2 separate regions of the Mus musculus genome follow, and region 1 is linked to region 2. The links are chromatin loops, found by intact Hi-C in ENCODE. Cell type or tissue: gastrocnemius. All regions are shown on one strand. Each heading gives the region's core, and the rest is flanking DNA. Links, peaks and the distances in the headings are about the cores only.

What was found. A loop is a pair of places that touch in the nucleus more often than their neighbours do. Peaks named below come from ENCODE experiments on the same cell type or tissue, not always from the same donor. Only the 100,000 strongest peaks of a DNase experiment are listed, where the experiment ranks them.
Region 1: a loop joins it to region 2, with 9 times the contacts of the local background. A loop is called at or near these places in 14 of 42 quality-filtered maps.

The regions. Positions count from the first base shown.
Region 1 is chr11:97,068,109-97,078,447 of GRCm38, forward strand. It overlaps Osbpl7 (oxysterol binding protein-like 7), which reads left to right. Exons shown (of 23, transcript NM_001310509.2): 23 at 1-796. Among named protein-coding and RNA genes, the nearest start is that of Mir8103, 9.5 kb to the left of the region's middle. In gastrocnemius, for the core only: a CTCF peak has its summit at 4,639 (motif pointing right); a DNase peak (open chromatin) is centred at 4,626; H3K27ac peaks cover 2,016 bases.
Region 2 is chr11:97,140,795-97,151,133 of GRCm38, forward strand. Tbkbp1 (TBK1 binding protein 1) reads right to left here and starts at 9,281. Exons shown (of 10, transcript NM_001372531.1): 1 at 9,197-9,281; 2 at 8,568-8,821; 3 at 8,151-8,273; 4 at 7,835-7,939; 5 at 6,579-6,759; 6 at 5,661-5,839; 7 at 5,506-5,567. The coding sequence starts at 8,792. Mir7235 (microRNA 7235) reads right to left here and starts at 5,625; the gene lies at 5,570-5,625. In gastrocnemius, for the core only: a CTCF peak has its summit at 6,140 (motif pointing left); DNase peaks (open chromatin) are centred at 6,140, 7,443, 8,460, 8,667 and 1 more place; H3K4me3 peaks cover 1,903 bases; H3K27ac peaks cover 2,008 bases.

The sequences.
Region 1 (10,339 bases), core at 1,482-9,481, 73 kb before region 2:
ACACATGGGTGAGGTCAGGCTCCCTCGCCGTGCCCTTGAGTGCAAAGGGGCAGCCTAGGCTCTAGCCCTTTCCTCCTCTGCTGGCCAGAGGGGCTATATCTCAGCACACTCCCGTCCCAACGCTGGGGTGAAAGTGGACTCGGAACGGGAATCCGTGCTTTCCCCGTCTTGTGACCCCAAATCTGGCATGTCAGACCCTTCTCGCTCAGCCATCTTCCTCATCTGGGAGTGTTTGGGAGAGATGCCAGGTTCCCCAGACCTGCTCCCCATTTCAGTGCCTTCCTTGGACACAGAGGGCCCCTTGATGCTCCCCAGACTTCCCGTGCCCGGGGCGCTGGCTGTGCTGTAAGGTTGGAGTGAGTGAAGGAGAGGAGATGCCCCCTTCCCGTCTGTTTGTCCTCTCTTCCAGCATCTTCCCTGTGCCCTGACCCATCCCCTTGTCCTGCATCCCCTTCTCCCAAACGGCAAAGCACCCGCAGCTTCAGCTCCTCCGTTCCCTGCTCCACCAGTGGTCCCTTCAGGCTCAGCTTAGCAGAAGTCCCAAGAGATGGGGAGCAGTCTGGGGTGCCTGGCCTCAGATTCACCCAGGAGGGAGTGAGCCAGTATGAGTGTAAGTTTGTGTAGGAGTGTGAGTGTGTGTGTCCTGCTTGCCGGCGAGCGGGATTCCTAATGTAGCCAGGACACCTCCGCTGCTGCTGGTGTCTGTCACTCTGTTGCTGCTCATTTTCTCAGTTTGCCTGAGTCAGGTGAATTGCTCTTACATTCCAAGCTCCAATAAAGACTGTCCTAGACTTTGGCCTGTGACCACTCATTGAAAACCACAGGTTCTCAAGCTCTGGGGGAAGCTCATAGCCACTGCTGTAGATTGACTCGTGACCCTCTAAAAGGTTCATCTCCAAAGGAGCAGGGATGTAGCTCAGGGGCAGAGTGATGGCCTAGCACACAGAAAGTCAATCCTGGGTTCAGTCCTCAGCACTGACCAAGGACTGGGGTAAGACCTTGACAAACGTTAACTTGTTTGGGCCAGCATTATGGCTCAAGGGAGAGCTAGGTGTGGTGGCACACGCCTTTGATCCCAGCACTTGAGAGGCAGAGCTAGGCGGGTCTCTGTGAGTTCAAGGCCAGCCTGGTCTGTAGAGTGAGTTTCAGGATAGCCAGGGCTGTTACACAGAGAAACCCTGTCTCAAAAAAAGCAAACAAAACAAAGTAAAAGTTGTCTCAGGGATAAAGACACTTTGTTATACAAGTATGCTGGTCTGAGTCTGATCTATGGAAACCATGGATCACACACACACACACACACAATGTTTTTAATTCCTGGAACTGTGGCCTTTGGAAGCAGGGACTTGGCAGACCAACTGGTTCCTTGTGTGAACAAGAAAGTTGGCCACAGGGAAGAGCACTGTGGGAAGTGGGCCATTCAGGGCCATTGCACTATGGGTGGTGGGCAAACTGACAGGAGGCCTCCACAGGCAGGACCATCCAGCATGCTGTAAACCAGCAGAGGCAGACGGTGTCTGAGTCCCTGAGAAGGAGCTGGCCCTGCTGACATACTGGCTTTCAGATCTCTGGCTTTGGCTGTAGGTTTTCATTTGTCTAGTTTGTGTATATGTGTGTGTGTATGTGTGTGTGTGTATGTGTGTGTGTGTGTACAGGTGTGGGTGTGCACATATTTTCATATGAAGATCAGAGGACAACCTCAGGTATCTTTCCTCTGGAACCTTCTATCTTTTATTTGAGATTGGGTCTCATTGATCTGGAACATCTATAGGCTAGCTGGCCAGTGAGACCCAAGACACTCCCTGTATCTATCTCTGTGGCAGTTTAAATACACTTGGCCCAGGAAGTGGCACTATTAGAAGGTGTGGCCTTGTTGGAGGAAGTGTGTCCCTGGGCTTGGACTTTAAGACCCTCCGAGATGCCTGGAAGCCAGTCTTCTGTTTGCCTTCCAGTAAAATAAAGAACTCTCAGCTCCTCTAGACACTGGACACTCCCATCATTCCTGCTATGATTATAATGGACCGAACCTCTGAGACTGTAGGACAGCCCCAGTGAAATGTTGTTTCTGTAAGAGTTGCCGTATGGTGACCCTTCACAGCGATGAAACCCTAACTAAGGCGATCTCCCATCTTATCCCCAGTGAGATCACAGCATGAACTGTTCTGGGAAACGAGTGTGGGTCCTTGGCACTTACAAGGCACACACTTTACTTACTGAGCCATCAGTCTGTCTGCCTACCTTCCTGTCGGTCTTTCTCTGTCTGTCTCTGTCTGTCTGTCTGTCTGTGTGTTTGTGTGTGTCTCCAGTTGTCTTTTTTGAGACAGAGTGTCTATGCTCTACCCAGACTCCCTGTGAAACCCTAAGTAGTCCAGGATGGCCTTGAATGTGCAGTGTTCAGCAATCTTTTTGTCTCAGCCTCTTGAACACAGACATTGCCTGAGCCACCAATCCCAGCTCCCGAGAGTGATGTTTCAAATGAACAGCTTTCCTGCTTAAAATGCCCGATCACCTCCACCTCCCCCCCCCACCCCCACCCCCTGGTGCCCAGAAGCCTGTGCGAGCTGAAGCAAAAGGCTGTGGAGACTTCTGCACAGGCTTTTTCTCCTCTATCCCCCGTCTAAAGGAAGAGTGGGTTCTGCATTGGCAGGGACTTCTGTTGGTGGCAGAGGATTTTTTTTTTTGTTCTGTTTTAAGATATGTTCTAATGTTACCAAGGCTGATCTGGAACTCGCTCTGTAGCCCAGGCTAGTCTTGAACTCACAGTAGCCCTCCTACCTCAGCCTCCCAAGTACCAAGGCCACAAGCGTGAACCATTATGGCCAGTGGCATTATGATCGCACCAGCAGTTATTAGATTGGTTTCATCTCGTCAAATTAGAGTCTATTTTTTGTGTTTGGTTTGGTTTAGACTTATTTATTTTATGTGAATACACTGTCACTCTTCAGACACACCAGAAGAGGGCATCAGATCCCATTACAGATGGTTGTGAGCCACCATGTTGTTGCTGGGAATTGAACTCAGGACCTCTGGAAGAGCAGCCAGTGCTCTTAACCACTGAGCCATCTCTCCAGCCCAGACAGTCTTGCTATGTGGTCTGGCCTTGAACTTGTGATCCTCCTGCCTCCCATCTCCAGTTTATTTATGGAGACTATTAACATGAACACACTTGACCTAACACCATATGCCAGAAATAACTCCAGGGCCCATCCCCCAAGCCAGCTGAAGCCTACATACATCAGGACCTTTTTATAACACTGAGCACACTCTCCCTCCATCCCCCACCTTCCTCTCAGAGCAGCAGAACACCAGCGAGACCAACCTGCATCCAACCTCCTCTACATAGTCAAAGAGCTGGGGTTTGAAATAGACCCATGTCCAATATTAAAGTCCCTGAGAGGTGAGGACTAGGTCTTCTATAGCGTCTGCATCTCAACTGTGTGTCCTCTCTCTCAGTGGAAGGCAGGTGCCAGCTGAGCAGGTGCAGGTGGGAACAAGGCGACAAGATAAGGCTATGATCATCTTTACTGGTCCCATATGTCTGCTTCCTTCAGAAAGGCCCTTTTCTTTCTTTTTCAATCGCATTTGGAGACAGAGTGCTCCTGTGTCCTGGAGCTGGATTTCAGCTTGAAATCCTCTGGCCTGCCAAATGCTGAAATGCACTGACACACCAGAGTTTAGCTATAGTGGGCCTTCCCCACTTTCTGAGACAGGGTTTTGTTAGATAGCCCAGGTTGGCCCTGTACTCAAGGCAGTCCCTACTGTCTCAGCCTCCCGAATTCCAGGATAATAGGTGTATGGACACCCACTGCCCCATCCCTGACAGGGTCTGCTGGGTTGTTACTGACACGATCAGGTGCCAGCCTGAGAGTTGGTGGTCTGGCTCTGGATGGGATCTGTAGAGAGGGTTCAGGGCCTACGGCAGCCATTCAAATAGACAGGGATCATCTTTTACTGCTCAATAGAAAGGAATGGCCATCACCACTCTCAGGCCCCTAAGTAGGGTCCTGACAGCACTGTTAACTGCTGGTCCTCAGGACAGACCTAAACATCTGGCTTTGGCTGGAAAGCAGGGCCAGATGAGGTAAAGGGGACGCATGTGGACTTCATGATCTAAAATCTTGACTCAGCTTGAAGCAAAGCTGTGTGTTAAGCCAAGCCCCTTCCATGGTGGACAAAGGGGAAGAAGAGACCTGACCGTAGGGGAGCGCCCGGGACCGCAGTGGTGAGGTCACTGCCCTCTTACTCCAGATGCCTCGGATCTTCCAACCACACACAGCTCTACCTGAAAATACATTTGCCATTTTTAATTTTGTTACTGAAAATATGACGGAGATACCTAAGTTGCATTTAGAAAGAAAAAAAAAAAAGCCCAAAATATTCCAAGAAAAGTTGTTTTACACAGGCAATTCCAGACAGGAGGCCCCAAGTCATCGATCTGGTACATTCTAGATTCATAATATGAAAGGTACCTCAAAATGAAGTATCTGTCTCCAGGAAGGAAGTGGGTGGGCTGAGCTATGGGAATGGTATGGGTAGGAGAATGGACTGGAAGGGTCGGGACACTGCTGGAAGGAGAGGAGAGCAGACACACACACACACACACACACACACAAAAAGAGCAATTCTCAAAGAATCCTCAAGAGGGCGCCTGGCACTCTAGAAATGAACAATTTTGCCATACACAGAGACTCAAAGTATTCCAAGCATGTGACTATTGTCACTGTTAAATCAGAGCAGAAGAAATGACATCCAGTGTACATCCTGTGAATGTCCACTTAGATCACCTCTGCCCCACCATAACTCAGAGCACTGGAGAGAAACTTCTCATTCTTGTAGACCCCAACCACACCTGGACGCCACTGGAGGGTAGCTGGGCCTCTCTACCAGGTCACAGGGCTCTGGGACAGCGGGGCCAGGACCTTCTACCCTTGAAGCTGCCAGAAGAGGACTTTTCCTTAGGTTATATGAACAACTCTCCTGAGCCCCACAACCCACACATCCTGGAACTGGGACCCTAAATGTAACCTCTGGACTTCCTTTTGGTAAGGCAGATAAAGGAGGACATACAAAGGATGTTCCAGGTTAACCAGACTTTTAGGACACAAGCTCTTGCAGCCTGAACAGATAGATGTACTTGGCCACTCATCCCAATACGCCAACCAAAGGGATGAAGAAAGGGGGCAGGGCAGAGTTTTAATCAGTGCACACGGAGAAAAGGAACATACAGTGTAGTCCAGCTATGCCTGCGTTCATCTTCATGCACTGACATGAAGCTTTGAGTTAAAGCAGACAACAGGGAGGCTGGAGAGGTTAAGAGCACTGGTTGCTGCTCTTCCAGAGGTCCTGAGTTCAATTCCCAGGGCCCACATGGTGGCTCACAACCATCTGTAATGAGATCTGATGCCCTCTTCTGGGTGTGTCTGAGGACAGATCACTCATATACACAAGAATAAGTAAGTCTAAAAAGTACAGGGAGGGCCGGGCGTGGTGGCACACGCCTTTAATCCCAGCACTCGGGAGGCAGAGGCAGGAGGATTTCTGAGTTCGAGGCCAGCCTGGTCTACAAAGTGAGTTCCAGGACAGCCAGGACTATACAGAGAAACCCTGTCAAAAAAACCGAGCTGTATGGTGGCTGGCGGTGGCTGGAGACCTTCAGGTGCCTTCTTGGCCACTGTATGTGATACCTCAGATGTTCTTATCTTTGTGCCTTCAGCCTTAAGGAAGAATGAGGTTAGGTGTTACCAGTTTCTAGGTGACATCCCTGAGAACACCTATTGTAGAGGCCATCAGGGGACCCCAAATAAAGGTCAAGGTCACGGGAGAATCCAGGCTTTCCTCCTGCTCCTAACCACCTGGTGGACTCAAATGAAGAGTCAGCATTAAAAAAAAAAAAAGATTTATTTATTTATTTTATGTGACTGCACTGTATCTGTCTTCAGACACATCAGAAGAGGGCAACAGATCTCCTTACAGATGGTTGTGAGCCACCATGTGGCTGCTGGGATTTGAACTCAGGACCTCTGGAAGAGCAGTCAGTGCTCCTAACTGCTGAGCCATCTCTCCAGCCCTAGTCAGTATTTTTTGTTTTTGTTTTTCCCAAAAGTGATTCTTGTACAGCAAAGCACTTGGTGTGCAGGAAGACAGAAAGCTCCAGCAGGAAGACCACAGCTGACGAAGAAGGCAGGTGAAGCCGAGCGCAAATAGACCCCTGAACCATCACCCTACCATCTTCAGCCATCAGTGTAGCCGGAAACCGAGGACCCCGAGCCAGGCTTTGCAGGCACATGGGTAGAGATTTCTCTCAGCTACTTACTTGGCTGAACCATGGCGTCAGTTGCCAGATGGCCTTGCTCAGTTCCCACTCCAGAGCTGGTGATAGAGACTCCTTATCCACCATGTTGTAAACACACACGTGTGTCCTCCCTCCCTCTCTTCCTCCCTCCCTCCCTCCCTCCTTTGTTTGTTTTTTTTCTTCCTTTTTTTGGAGACAGAATCTCACTATGTAGCCTTAGCTGACTTTGAACTCACAGAAGTCCACCTGTGTCTCTCTACCTCCCAAGTGTGGGACTAAGGGTGGGTACCACCATGCCCAGCACCCTCTCTTCTTTTGAAACAAGGCTGGCTCTACCCTTCACTGTGGGAAGGCGGCTTGAACCCCTGCCCCCCCTGCCTTGACCATCTCCCAAAGCTAAGATTGTAAGCATGTGTCACTCTGCCCCCTTTCTCCATCTGTCCTAGTCAGGGTTTCTGTTCCTGCACACAACACCATGACCAAGAAGCAGTTGGGGAGGAAAGGGTTTATTCAGCTTACACTTTCCACGTTGCTGTTCATCACTTAAGGAAGTCAGGACTGGAACTCAAGCAGGTCAGGGAGCAGGAGCTGATGCAGAGGCCATGGAGGAATGTTTCTTACTGGCTTGCTTCCCCTGGCTTGCTCAGCTTGCTTTCTTATAGAACCCAGGACCACCAGCCCACGATAGCACCACCCACAAGGGGCCCTCCCACCCTTGATCAATAATTGAGAAAATGCCTTACAGCTGGATCTCATGGAGGAATTTCCTCAAGGGAGGCTCCTTTCTCTGTGATAACTCCAGCTTGTGTCAAGTTGACACACAAAACAGCCAGTACACCATCTCTCTGCTTTTTCCAGAATTCTCATCTTACTCTCTTAGTGCAGAAACTCAAACCCAGAGCCTGTGTGTTGGAAAAGCAGGCCGCCGCTCCGCTGTGCCCCCACCCCTTGCACCGACTAGACCTTCCAACTTATGATGATGATCATAAAATACAATACACTTTCCGTAATTTTTTGAGACAGGATCTTGCTATGTAGCCCCCTGCCCTCCCCCCCCCCCCGCTAACCTTGTGCTCACTCTCTTCCTCTGCCTCCCACGCCAGGATTACAGGTGATTTTTTACAAAATGTGAAATAAAAGCTACATATTATAATTGTTACTGGATGGCACTAGCGTGATCCAAGAGCATAAAAAAACATTTTAGCCAAAACAAGCAAGAGATGTTTGTTAATGCCTTCATTTCCTGAGGGCATTTTGAGGTACTATTTATTCTGAAATAGGAAAATGGGGCGTTATATTCTGTAGGATTGACAGTAGATTTCTGGTTGTTGCAAAGACATCAAGTTAGGAGCTGGGGCTTGGTGGGTGGCAAGCTTACGGGGTACATGCAAAGCCCTGGGTTTGATCCCCAGCACTGAATAAAGCGGGGGAGGTATAGATTTGTAATGTCAGCATTCGGGCACCAGAGGCAAAGGAATCATAACTCCAAGGTCATCTTCAGCTACATCCTGAGAACATCCTGGGCTACATGAGACCCTGCCATGAGCAAACAAAAGACAAGCAACAACAATAAAAGCTGCCAAATTAACTGAATGCGCTGGCTCACTGCCTCTCCCAACCCACCAATGCCTTGGGCTAAGACGATGTCAGTATTTCCCCCATTTAAAATGACATCTATTACAGACGCCATTTATTTAGACATATATCTCGGGGTAAGAACATTCTTGGAGCTGGTGGCTGCCTAGAAGCTAAGAGTGGTTAGAATTCCATCCCCAGCAACCACACCAGGCAGCTCACAACCACTCGTACCCCTACTTCAGGGGATCCAGTCCCTCTTCTAGCCTCCATGGGTACACACATGCATGTGCATTAGCGCACGCGCGCGCGCGCGCGCACACACACACACACACACCCATACGCCCATAAATCAGTAATCTACTAAGATGTTTTCTTCACAGCTGTCTTTCCTCCTGCGATTTGTTTGTTTGTTTGTTTGTTTTTCGAGACAAGGTTTCTCTGTGTAGCCCTGGCTGTCCTGGGACTCACTCTGTAGAGATGTCCTGGAACTCAGAAATCCTCCTGCCTCTGTTTCCTAAGTGCTGAAATTAAAGGCGTGCACCACCACTGCCCGGATTCCCCCTGCTTTTAATAGTGTTGGAGATCAAACCTGGGGCCTTATGCATGTTAGTTAAGCAAGCATTCATTGTTGAGCTGTATAGTCCCAGCCGAGAGGTTTTTTCTTTCTTTTTCTTTTTAATTTATTTATTATTATATCCAAGTACACTATAGCTGTCTTCAGATGCACCAGAAGAGGGCATCAGATCTCATTATGGATGGTTGTGAGCCACCATGTGGTTGCTGGGATTTGAACTCAGGACCTTCAGAAGAGCAGTCAGCACTTTTAACCACTGAGCCATCTCTCCAGCCCCAATATTTTTGGTTCTAAGTGGGGTTGTTTTTGTTTGTTTGTTTGTTTGTTTTTTGTTTTTGGAGACAGGGTTTCTCTGTATAGCTCTGGCTGTCCTGAAACTCACTTTGTAGACCAGGCTGGCCTCGAACTCAGAAATCTGCCTGCCTCTGCCTCCCAAGTGCTGTGGTTAAAGGCATGCGCCACCACCGCCCAGCTTCTTTTTCTTTTTTTGCATTTTATTTATTTTTTTCTAAGACAGGGTTTCTCTGTGCAGCCCTGGCTATTCTGGAACTCACTCTGCAGACCAGGCTGGCCTTGAACTCAGGAATCCATCTGTCTTCTGAGTTTTGGGATTAAAGGCCACCACCACCCTGGTAAGGTGTTGTTTCTTAAAATTCAAATTAACACTGAATTGAAAAATAGTCTTTGAAGTGGAAATGTCTGGTTTCTTTGGAAAGTCAGTTATGTCAAACAATGCTTTCCTGAAGCAGACACGAGTGAAAGGATTTTTGCTGAAGCAAACACGTGGAAACCGACACATGATGTTAAGAAGGACTCAACGTACGGTGGGCGGTGCTGGATGGTATTGCTATGCCTTGCCATTCCTTAATGATCATCGTTTGTTTGCCGGGACTTCAGAGAAAGAAATACACCAAAAAACTTCTGGTGGCATTCTGGAGCAGTGTCTCGCCTTTTGGCAGAGTGATGTCAGTTGATACAGACCTATATGGGGGTTTTATAAGACAGACTGACAAGGTAAAGGAAAAGCTCGTGGGGAGACAAGGCCCATGCGTGAAAAGACGCGTGATGCTTGCAGGGAGTATAAATAGGACTCAATGGACAATGACGTGGGGTGGGTTGTATAGCAAGCTTTGTGACACTTTGTTGGTCTGGATCGTCACTTTATTGAGAGATGCACAGCAGAGAACTTCTCTTGGTGTCCCTGCCAGACCTGGTCACTCCTGCTGACTGGTGCCGATTTGGCAGAGGCCTGGCTATTTCTGCTGGGTCCTGCCACTGTGCTGATGCGTGTTTGCTATCCTGACACTACTGAACTAGACTGCTGCTATAAATCCTGACAGCACAGGTTGAATTTGCTCCAAAGACTATTTCTTTTCTTTTCTTTTTTTTTAGATTTATTTATTTATTATATGTAAGTACACTGTAGCTGTCTTCAGACACTCCAGAAGAGGGAGTCAGATCTCGTTACGGATGGTTGTGAGCCACCATGTGGTTGCTGGGATTTGAACTCTGGACCTTCGGAAGAGCAGTCGGGTGCTCTTACCTACTGAGCCGTCTCACCAGCCCCCAAAGACTATTTCTAAACAGGCCCACTTCCCCCATATCCTAACAACCTTTCTTTCCCACTACCTCTAGTGGGTGGTGGGCTAGAAGGGAGGTTAAAGCATTTATGAACCCTTATGAAAAGTAGGATTTGGGGCTGGTGAGATGGCTCAACAGGTAAGAGCACCCGACTGCTCTTCTGAAGGTCCTGAGTTCAAATCCCAGCAACCACATGGTGGCTCACAACCATCTGTAACGAGATCTGACTCCCTCTTCTGGTGTGTCTGAAGGCAGCTACAGTGTACTTACATATAATAAAAAAAAAAATTAATTAATTAAAAAAAAAAGAAAAG
Region 2 (10,339 bases), core at 1,635-9,634:
GCCTCACAAAGACTTCTGAGACCCTGGACAGACTGACATGCTCTGGCCTCCTCCTGACACCCCACAGGCCTGTGGGGCATGCCCTTTCTTTGGCTTCTCTCTCCTCACACACTGATGGTTGCATACTAGAGTGACTCACTGAAAACACTGCCAATTCAGTGGAAAAAAAAAACTCAACTTGACAACACAACACAGAGCCTCACACGTGCGTCTGAATACACACCCCGCTTCCTGACTTCCTGGCCACACCTGAGAGGCTTTTCACAGTCATGGCTTGGGGGAGAAACAGGTCATGTGAGCAACAGCACACGAAGCCCTGGGTGATGATCACTGATAGGGAGCCAGGCTCCATGCTGGGAACTTCACTTGTCTTCACAACCTACTCTAAGCCAATCCACCTCACAGGTAAGAAAAGAGGTACACAGAGGTAAAGTCACTTGGCCGTGTCCTTAAAGCTCGGATAGGAGCACCAGTCTCCCAGATTCCTAAGTCCAGGCTATAGACATTACTTATATGGCTCCCAAACCTCATGGAAGTGAGAGAAATGAAGGGAGAAAGCAGAAGGGAACAGGAGGAGGAAGAGGCCCAGGTGTTGAGAGAAGTGCTGTACCCTGGGAAGAGTGAAGGAGGCTGACAGGCACACAAGGACGGGGCAGATCCTGGTGCCCGCAGAGCAGTGGCTCAAACACTTGCTCTGGGCACCTCAGCCCTGGAGTCTTTAGAGAAGCCGGCGCACCAGCAGCAGAGCCGGCAGGAGGGGGGCTCCCACTCTTTTTTAACATGTCATTCATCCTTCCCTCCAGTAGTCCGGGGAAATCTCAACCCCCCCCCCCGAGGGCATTTGTCTTCACAGCCACTAATGAAGCACCTGCAAACCAGAAGACCTAAGATCTGAGCGCCCACTCCCAAACCTCTCTGCCTCAGAGCAGCTTCTGAGCCACACAGACTCCCTCAGCCTCCTGACTCAGTACAGGGTGGATTCCGTAGGGCCAGAATGCAGCCAAGTCATGAGACTGGGTTAAAGACGGAATGACAGCCACCATGAGGGTCCAGCTACATATGGGGCTGGTAGTTCTTCTGTGGTCATGGCTATGGGTACAGTTGAGGGTCAGGATAAGAAATAGGGGTAAAAATCAGGCACAGTACAGTGTAAGGGCTGGGGACAGAATCAGGTGTGTGAGGAGAGGGACGCCAGAGAAAGGTCTGCCATGTGGTCAGAACCATCCCTGGATGCAGGCCTGTGAGAAACAGCATTCCCGGCCCTCCCAACCCTTCCATCTTTACCCATGGCTGCCCCTCGACGCCCCAGCCACCCCGCCCAGCAGGGGAATTTAGGGGCCAAACTTTCCACCCACCCACAGGCACACCCAGCATCAGTCTTCCCGCCTGCCAGACCCTCAGGGAGGGGACCACAGGCACCAGGCCGTGGAGCGGACTTGAGGTTGTGGGCTGGCGGAGGAGGAAGTCGCTTTGCAACAAGCCAGTGCTCCACCACTTCCTTTCCAGAGCCTTGAGCCCTCATGCTCCTCGACCAGCTAAGACTTGTGGTCCCCAGACCTGAGCTCTTCAGGGCAGCCTCTCTCTCCCAGGCAGAGTGAGGTGGCTAGGTGCCCAAAAGTTTCCCTGATACCGTGGGACTGAGTAGCTCACAGTGTGGCAGGAGCCAGGCTTCCTAGTTTGCCCAGGCCTGTCCCTGTTCACACTAGTTGCATAATTAACAATGTCCCCTTTCACTTTCAAAAGTGATGCAATTTGGTCAACAAATCACATGGTCACCCTCTTATAAAAGTCCTCCTACCTGCAGAACCACCCGAGCAGTCAACAGTGAGCCTGGTCACTCTAAGCTGGGACCTGCCTGGACTGCCCATCCCTGGCTCCTCAATGTCTTAGTGCCTCATGTTTATGAGAGTAAGATAAAGCTTTGTAGAGATAGCACCTCACCTCGGGTCCAGTCTAGACAGACAGGTGTGGGTGAGAAAGGCCACGTCAAAGCTTTGGCCTTTAAGGTACTGGATTAAGATTTAGTATGCTGGATGTAGTAGCTCATGTCTATAATCCGAGCACTTGGGAAGAAGAAAAAGGAGGACCACCATTAGTTAAAGGCCAGCCAAGGCTACATGGTGACATACTGTCTCAAAAAAAAAAAAAAAAAAAAAGACAAAAGCGCTGGCTATAGTAGCACACGCCTTTAATCCCAGCAGAGGCAGGCACATCTCTGAGAGTTCCAGTCCAGCCTAGTCTACATAGTGAGTTCCAGTACTGCCAGAGATACATAGTATGACCCTGTCTCAAAATAAATAAATGAATAAAATAAAATAAATAAAAACCTCAGTTGGTAGCACACTCTGTAACGTTTGAGCTTGGGAGGGAGACCTGGGGGAGCAAGGATTAGAAGGGCATCCTCAGCTCTCTAACAAGTTCAAAACTATGTGAACCTCTGTCTTAAAAAACAAAAACCAAACCAAAACTCTCTGACAAAGAACAACAAAAACCGCTCAGTGATAAGCGATAAGGTGTGCATGTCTCTACAGGGAGAAGGATGACAGGGGCCGCCCTCAGCTCTGGGCCCAGCCGGCAGCTGTGCACAGGGTGGAAATGCCTTCCAAACCCACAGTCCGCCAGACCAGCAGAGCCCCTGCCCACCCTCAGGGTGCCCTGTGGCTGCAAGTGCTAAGAGGTTAATTCTTTGTGCTCTGGGTACCAGGCCTAAGGAGACTTAAAGGAAAGGAAGTAGGGAGGGGGAGAAGTCTGGAGGAGGGGGCCCTGGGCTTACTGGCTCTGGGGGCAGGAGGCTAAGCTCAGGGTACATGGGGGTCTCCGACTTCCGTCCTGACCCACCCCACACTGCCCTTGACCTCTGTGCAGAGTTTCCATCCTCTCTCTTCTGAGTTCACACTTCCCCACCACTAACCACAGCCCACGCAGAGGCTTGTGGGTGGAGAGAGAGGGGTGGGAGGAGTGGGCGGAAAAGGCCCCAGGTTGCAACCTTGAGCCCCCCACATTAGGAAGAAAGAAAGGGCTGTAATTCACTATTTCCCCCTCATGACCCATAGTGAACTTCATCTTTTCACTGGGCCCCTCACCACCAAGACCTCACCTGACTTCCAGAGACGCGATCTACTTGGAGCCCTCCCTAAAATGCCTGTGTTCCCCAGCATTTGCCATCCTTTCAGCAGCCCCACCCAGGAATCCACAGGCTCGGAGGGGAGGAGACGGGGCATCCTCCACCTGCCATCTTGACTGGGACCTCCCTGGGTCCTTCCCTCCCTGAAAATCCTCACAAATTCAGTGAACTCCACTGCCCCCTCCTCCCTGCCTCCCTGCCTTCCTCTGTGGCCATTTGGCTCCCTGGGCTGGGCTATGACCACCAGGCAGCAAGCTCTCCACTAGAATCTTACCCGCAGGCCAGAGGATGCCAGCCTGGTGTGTCTGGCCTGGCGTCAGTCCTGCTTGCTGGGAACCACTGGTGGTTAGAGTTTGTGGGCCAGGAGCTGAGAACAAGGAACTGCCTGCCATGTCCACGGCCTACTCCTAAGCACAGACAGCCCCAGGACGGGGTTCCTACAGGCATTGGTGGAAGGAGGATCACTGTGATCACCTTGGCTGCCCCAGCGAACAAGCTGAGAAGGAAGGTACCTTTCAAGATAGGAAGATTTATACCGAGAGACAGGCTGAACTCAGGAGCTGCCCCCCTTCTCTAGGTAATTTGGTACCAGCATTTCACTCCCAGGAAAGCCCATCAATAAAATTCCCACTTGATATGGAGTCAGCGGAAGTAAATGGAAGAGGAGGGTTGCTGATCCTGGGAGCTGAAAGAGGTGACTGAGCCATCTTTAGGTGGGAGGATGGGCGGGAGCCCCAGGGAATTACCTAGTACCAAAAAGACTGAATTAATAAGAAAATAAAGCTACCAGGAGAGTAAGGACTTCCTTTGAGAATTGATCCTGTCACGCTGGGGCTGTCCAGAAGCACATAGGCTGAAGGGAAGGAATGAGCAGGCAGGGCCTGCTAGGCTGACAGAGATCCAGGGGGCTATGATCAAAGAAGCCACACACAAGCCTAAGGGGAGCCCACCACACCATGGGAGAATTGCCTCAGCCAGCTCCCTCAGGTCGGGAGGGAAGGGACTAGTTTGTCCAGAACAAGCAATGTGACTGACAGAACTTTGGAAACACCTTCTGAGATGGTGTTATCCATCCCTCGTCCCTTGCACACGCATCCCTGTTCCCTGAGGATCCTCCCCTCCCTGCCCCTTCCCAAGTTCTACTTCACCCTCCCCTCTCACATCTGACAGGAATGACTGACTGCCCAGGGTCCAGAGAGACAAAGGCCAGGCCTTTCCCCAACCCAGACCGAGTTCTTGGGATCAAAGCTGGTATGTCAGCCCTGTGAATTCCATTAAGCATGCATTCGTGTGTGTGTGTGTGTGTGTGTGTGTGTGTGTGTGTGTGTGTGTGTGTAACTTTCACTATGAGAAGGGGCTGGAACCACTGACTCCTAGTAGTGCCTTTGGCATAACTTCTGGGATGAGCAAGTATTTACACTATGTCGGTATGTGTGTGTTCCAGGTTTGAACATAGGGGCCTCAGTGGTCCCCGAGCCCCAGTCACAAGCTAGGGTGGACCCTTTCCACCAAGCTCCCTCCCAACCCCCACAGAAGCCTAGCTGAGGGAGGGGTCTCCCTCATCAGTCCCACACACTGGGTTCTCACCCTCTCTGGTTGTCACAGCTCCACCCAGGCCCTCACCCTGCAAGGGGGAGGAAGCAAGGGGTACCCCTGGCTGGCCAGGAGCAGAGAGGATACTGAGGAAACCTGTTGGAAGGGAGGGAGGGCCCTTGGGATCCTGGGAACTGGTTATGCTGTGTGAGGGAAGGCTAGCTCCTCCCTCTCTGAGCCTCAGTGTTCTCTGGTAAGGAATGTGTGGAACCTGTATCACCTGCCTCATCTCCCAGAGAGGAACTAAGCACAAGGAAGTTTAAGCAGTTTCTCAGAGTGGGGCGGCAGGCCTTGAAAGTCACCGGGCTCCGTGAGCACTCACCTCCCGTGCTGCTCAGCACATCCCAAGGCCCCACAGACACAGCTAGCTCCCCTCTACCCATCTCAAGCACTCCTCCCTTTAAATAAACAGACAAGGCAGGTCAGATCCTAAATGAGGGAGACTACCTCCCTCCTCACAAGTCAGAGTGGGTAACCTGACCCACGAAGTTTTGTTTCTAGTATACAAACTCAGTATAGAGAACACAGAACGGGGCGCAGTGCCACTGAGTACATCTCCCACCCCACAGGGTGAGAGGAGATGGGCCTGGTCCAGATTCAGACTACTTCAGAGTCCCTCCCCGTTTCCTGTGACAGGGGCAGAGTGGTAAGCAACCCAGGCGCCACACCCCAAGAGCTAGGAAGAGAGGTCACTGAAATCATGTGGACAGACGGAGGGCAAACGATGGAGCCCTGGGATAGTCCCCTAGCATATGGGGTCGAGAGGGCAAGGGCTAGATGTGACTTACTGATCATCCCCAACTCTCTTGACCCAAGCCATGTCACATTCCGACTGGTTGGAGGCCAGATCCTGAGGAGAGAAGCAAGAAGTCAGAGCCAGCTTCACTTCTGCCCAGACCCCTCCCTCCTCGGCTACTCTGTGCAGCTCCAAAGCACCCTTTACCTGGGCCCGGGTCTCCTGCAGTTGCTTCAGCTCTCCCTGAAGTCTCTCGCATTCCGCCTGGAGTTGCTCCTCCCGGAGCTGAGCCCCCCGAGCCTCCCCCTGCGCAGCCTCCAGGGCCTCTTCCAGGCGCCTCCTCTCCAGCTCGCTCACACTTACACTCGTAGGGCCAGGCCAACCTGCTGTCAGGAGACAAGATGATGTCGGGTAGGCTCTAGCTGCCCCAACTGACTCCCAGATCCGCACAAAGTGAAACCGGTATGGGCAGGGACTGAGAGGAGCCAGAAAGACAAACAACGAAGGAAGGAGCAGATACTATTCCAAGGGGACTAAGAATGGGCTTGTTGTAGATTCAATCAGGGAGGCCGGAGGAGAAACAAGAATGGGCTCAGGAAGGTGTCTCAGATTAGAACCAGCAGTCGGGAACATCCTCAGGGGCCTCTACTCATGACAGCCTAGGGGGACTGAGTGGGGACGCCCTCTGCTGGCACACCCGAGAATTGCACGATCTGAACGGCCAAGGGATATCAGTGGGAGAACTTGTGAAAAGTAGCTGGGGAGGAGGAACGGTTGGAGAGGAGAAGGGAATAATTATGAATAAATTTAAGATACTGAAGACACCAGCCTGGTGTGATATTATATGATTGTAATCCCAGCACTGGAGAGACAGAATAAGGAGTATTACTCCAAGTTCAGGGATAGCCTAGCGTACACAGTAAATACCAGACCAATTGGGCTATGTATCTTTAAACAAACAAACAAACAAATAGAAAAAAAGAAAGGAAAAAACCAGAAAGAAAAGGAAAAAAAAGAAGCATATTGCAATGGGGTTTTCGGCAAGCCAGAGGTGCCCAGTCACACTGAAATGGGAGTTAAACAGAGACATGGAGAGCAGGAAGGTAGGAGTCACTAAGATCTCACCATGACCCAAGGCAGGTCCCCCTCTCAGAGCCAGATAGTGCAGGTCCAAGTCAGGACAGGCTGAGGCGGGGACAGCTGGGGGGCTCAGGCTGGAGAAAGCTGCGTCCCGGAGGCCCTGCTGTTGCTGCAGCTGTTTCTCCAGACCACAGATCTGCCGTAGATGAGTCTCTACCAGGGCCCGCTGCAGGGAAGACAGACGGCCAAGGGTCTACAGAGCGCCAGGGAGCCCTGTGGTCTCCCAAACCCAAGAGTCCCCCAGGCTGGGCAGTCATCACTCTCCAGACTGGAGCACAGACAGCTGGAGTGTCCTACACTCACACGACAAGTGGTCACAGGTATGAAGGCTCCTCTCACAGCTCCTGCAATGCAGATGTTTCTGGCTACTGGTGCCGGCAAGGTCAGAGCCAAACCTCCTCTGGGTCTTATCACACAGAGACATTTATGCCAACACTGGGCTCCAGGTCCAGTCACCCCAAACCCTCAGGGATGTGACTTGCATTTGCATACAGGACTTAAGCACTTCTAAGCTTTGTCTACCTCCTGTATAAAATGGGGATAGCAGTACCACGCCTACCTCTTTGATTGTTGTGAGAGCTAAAATGAGTAAATGTGTGTAGAGGGATATGAACAGTGCCTGGCACGCTGCGACTACCAAGCAAACGTTCCTGACTATAAAAGGAAAACCGTTTTACACAAATGTCCCGTTGCCGTCACAGCAGCTTAGTGAGATGGCTTACCGTTTTTCTCTGCTTTTCAGATGAGGGGTGAGAGCTAAATAACTTGATCAAGGTCACAGCACAGGAGTTGGCAGAGACCTTATCTCCTGATACTGCCACCTGCCCACACACAAACGGCCACATGGCAACTCTCATCACGCTTGTGCTGGGACTATGGAGAGCTCTGGCACCTCTCTTGTCACTTATACCCTCTCCCAGACACTATACTATACTATAGGTACAGGGTTGATGCAGTGTGAGAGCCAAATACACACACACACACACACACACACACACACACACAGCATCCTAGCCCAAGGTACAGAGTCACCCATGACCCGGATGATACTGTCTCATTCACACGGCAAAGCAGGCATTCACAGACAGGGACGAGTGGATACAGGGAGTGTGCACGCAGCAGAGTGTGTGTGACACACAGGCAGCACACACTCATCGGGTTGGAATGCACGTAGAGAATCACATCACGTCAGATACCTCACACACACACACACACACACACACCCGCTCTCTGGGCCTCACCATCTCCCCCAGCTCTGTCTCCAAGTCGCTTTTCTCCACGCACAGTTTCTCGTAAGCCTGGATCATCTCCCCGAGCTGCTCCTCCTGCTCCTTACTCTTCTGCAACTGGGTAGGCCCGGAGAGGTGTGCCAGGGTCAGGACCAGCCTTGACAGGGAGCAGAGGGGGCTCCCAACCTCCCCAACCCTATTCCCAATAGAAACAGGAAGCGCTGAAGCTGATTTAGGGAAGGCGGGGGCAGGGCGGGGTTGAGGGCAAAGTGAGGGAAGCAGGAGGCTAAGGGAGTGGGGTTGGCTGGGAAGCGAAGCAAGGGCTTACCTCGTGTTGGAATTGGTTGAGTCGTTGCTGCAGACTGACCTTCTCCACCTCCAGCAGGGAGCCATCCTTGAGTTCATACAGAGGGAAGCCATGCTCCTCTCCAAAATCAGTGATCAGCGGATACTGTGGGAGGGTCGTCCTCTGAGAAGCCTGGCTTCCCATCCCAGGACCGCTCTGTCCCCCAACCCCACTGCCAGCTTCACAGGCGCCTCTCCCCGCCCCCTCCAATGGGACCCACCACTCCAAAGCTGGGCTCCTCCTCCACCCCTGAGATTGGCTGCAGGAGCAGAGCTCCTCATCCCCAAGGCAGCCACTTCTTCAGGGACCAGGCAGCCTCCAGTGCTGGCCACCTCTTGGGACCCTCCTGCCCTTGCAGGCAACTACAAGCTCAGCTCGCCATCACATCTAGGTTCTGACCTTGATCTCATAGACTTTGAGGCGACGGCGGAGGGTGGCATTCTCCCTCTCCAGGCCTCCTAGCCTTTCCTTGATGTCTCCGTAGGCTGTGATGAGGGCAAAGTGGGAGGCAGAACACATGTCCCCTCCCAGGGACGGGTCTCCAGGACCATCCAGCCACACCTCACTGGGCCCCAAGGCCTCTTGGGTCAGGATGCTGATGTCATCTTCAAACATGGACTCCATGGTAAGGGCTTCAGCCCACCCTGGGCCTCCTGAGAGTGCAGGAACAGAGTAAAGAGGACCACCTGCTCTTTGTTCCCAACTCTTCCATGCTGGTCTGAGGAACCTGTGGTAGCTGGGGAGCTTCAGCCAAGAGACAGATCTCACAACTAACTCTCTCTCTCTCTTCTCTCTCAAGTTTCTGCCCTATCCCCTGCTGTGACTGCTTATAGAAGGAAATGGAACCAGATAGACGTCATGAGTGGAGTGGGGGACAACTGATAAACAGGACCAAGGATCAGGGGCAGGGAGGAGAGACCTGTGGACAGATGGGAGGGAGGGCTGCTGTCCCAGCATTGGCACAGCCCAGAACCTGCCTAGACTACTCGGCTTGGTCTCCTCCCCAGACCTCCCTTTTCCCCAAGTACCTCGACAGCCGCCAAGATTCCCATCCCAGGCCTCTGTCGCCTGCTCCTAAGGAAGGCTAGTCCCGCTAGGCAGCCTGGCCTCTGTGGCCCCCGCCCAACTTCCTCCCGCAGGATCCCAGAGTTCAGGAAAAGGAAGTGCCTCCCCAAGTGCGCCGGGGCTGTGGCAACCGTCCAGGCGCAGACCTACAGGAAGTCCTTGGCTGAGTGTCAGAGGCAGCAAACTGGGCAAGGGGGCCTAGGAGAACCGAGACCATTAAGGGAGACTCCAGCTTGTCCTATTGTGCCTGCACTCAGGGAAATGGGGAGCCCTGGGAGGGGGGCAGGAATGACTCAGGGCTCCCAAAACGAGTAGGCAGCGAGGGGGTGCGTGTGTACATCTCCGGGCCCTTGTTTATGAATGTGTGGCTGTGGCTGCCATGTGGGGGGGAGTGTGTGTCTGTGAATGAGTGTAGGTGTGCCGCCGTCAATGAGTGCTTTTGCGGGGCGGAGGACCGGGGTCAGCGCGGAGTTCGGGAGTGACCAGAGGTTGTGTATGTGTGTGTGTGTACGTGTGTGTGCGCGCGCGCGCGTGTGAGCACGCGTGCGTGAGCGTGTGGGTAGGGTGGGCACGTTCGGGCCGAGTGTCACGTGAGGCACTATGGGAATGTCCGAGGTGTGTGCGCGCGCTGGAGCGTGTGTGCGCTCCGGCGAGGGGGCTCGGTCCGAAGGCGCGAGTTCCGACAGTGCAGGCCTCGGGTCCCCCATCCCCCAGCCTCGGCTAAGTGCCGGAGCGACAGACGCGTGTGACAGGTCTGAGTAAGGAGCGTGTGCGCGTGTTTGAAGGGCTGGCCCCACCTTTAACCCTCTCTTGCCCACGCCACCCCTCCCCCTACTCTGCCGACCAGAGCTCACTACACACCCCACCCCCATCCCTGCCCACGATCTCCGGCCATCACCCCCACTCTCGAGGACTCCGTGTCCCCACACACCCCGGCCGTGCGACCCGAGCTGCCTTCCTCCGCATCCTGGGGCCGCGCGCCGAGCGCCCGCGCAGGCTACTGGGGAGGGGGCGCCCGTCCCCGCCTGGCCCCTCCGGCGGCCCCTTTAAGAGCGGCTCTTTAAACCCCCTCGGGCTCGGCGGACAGAAACTGTCGCCCCTCCCCT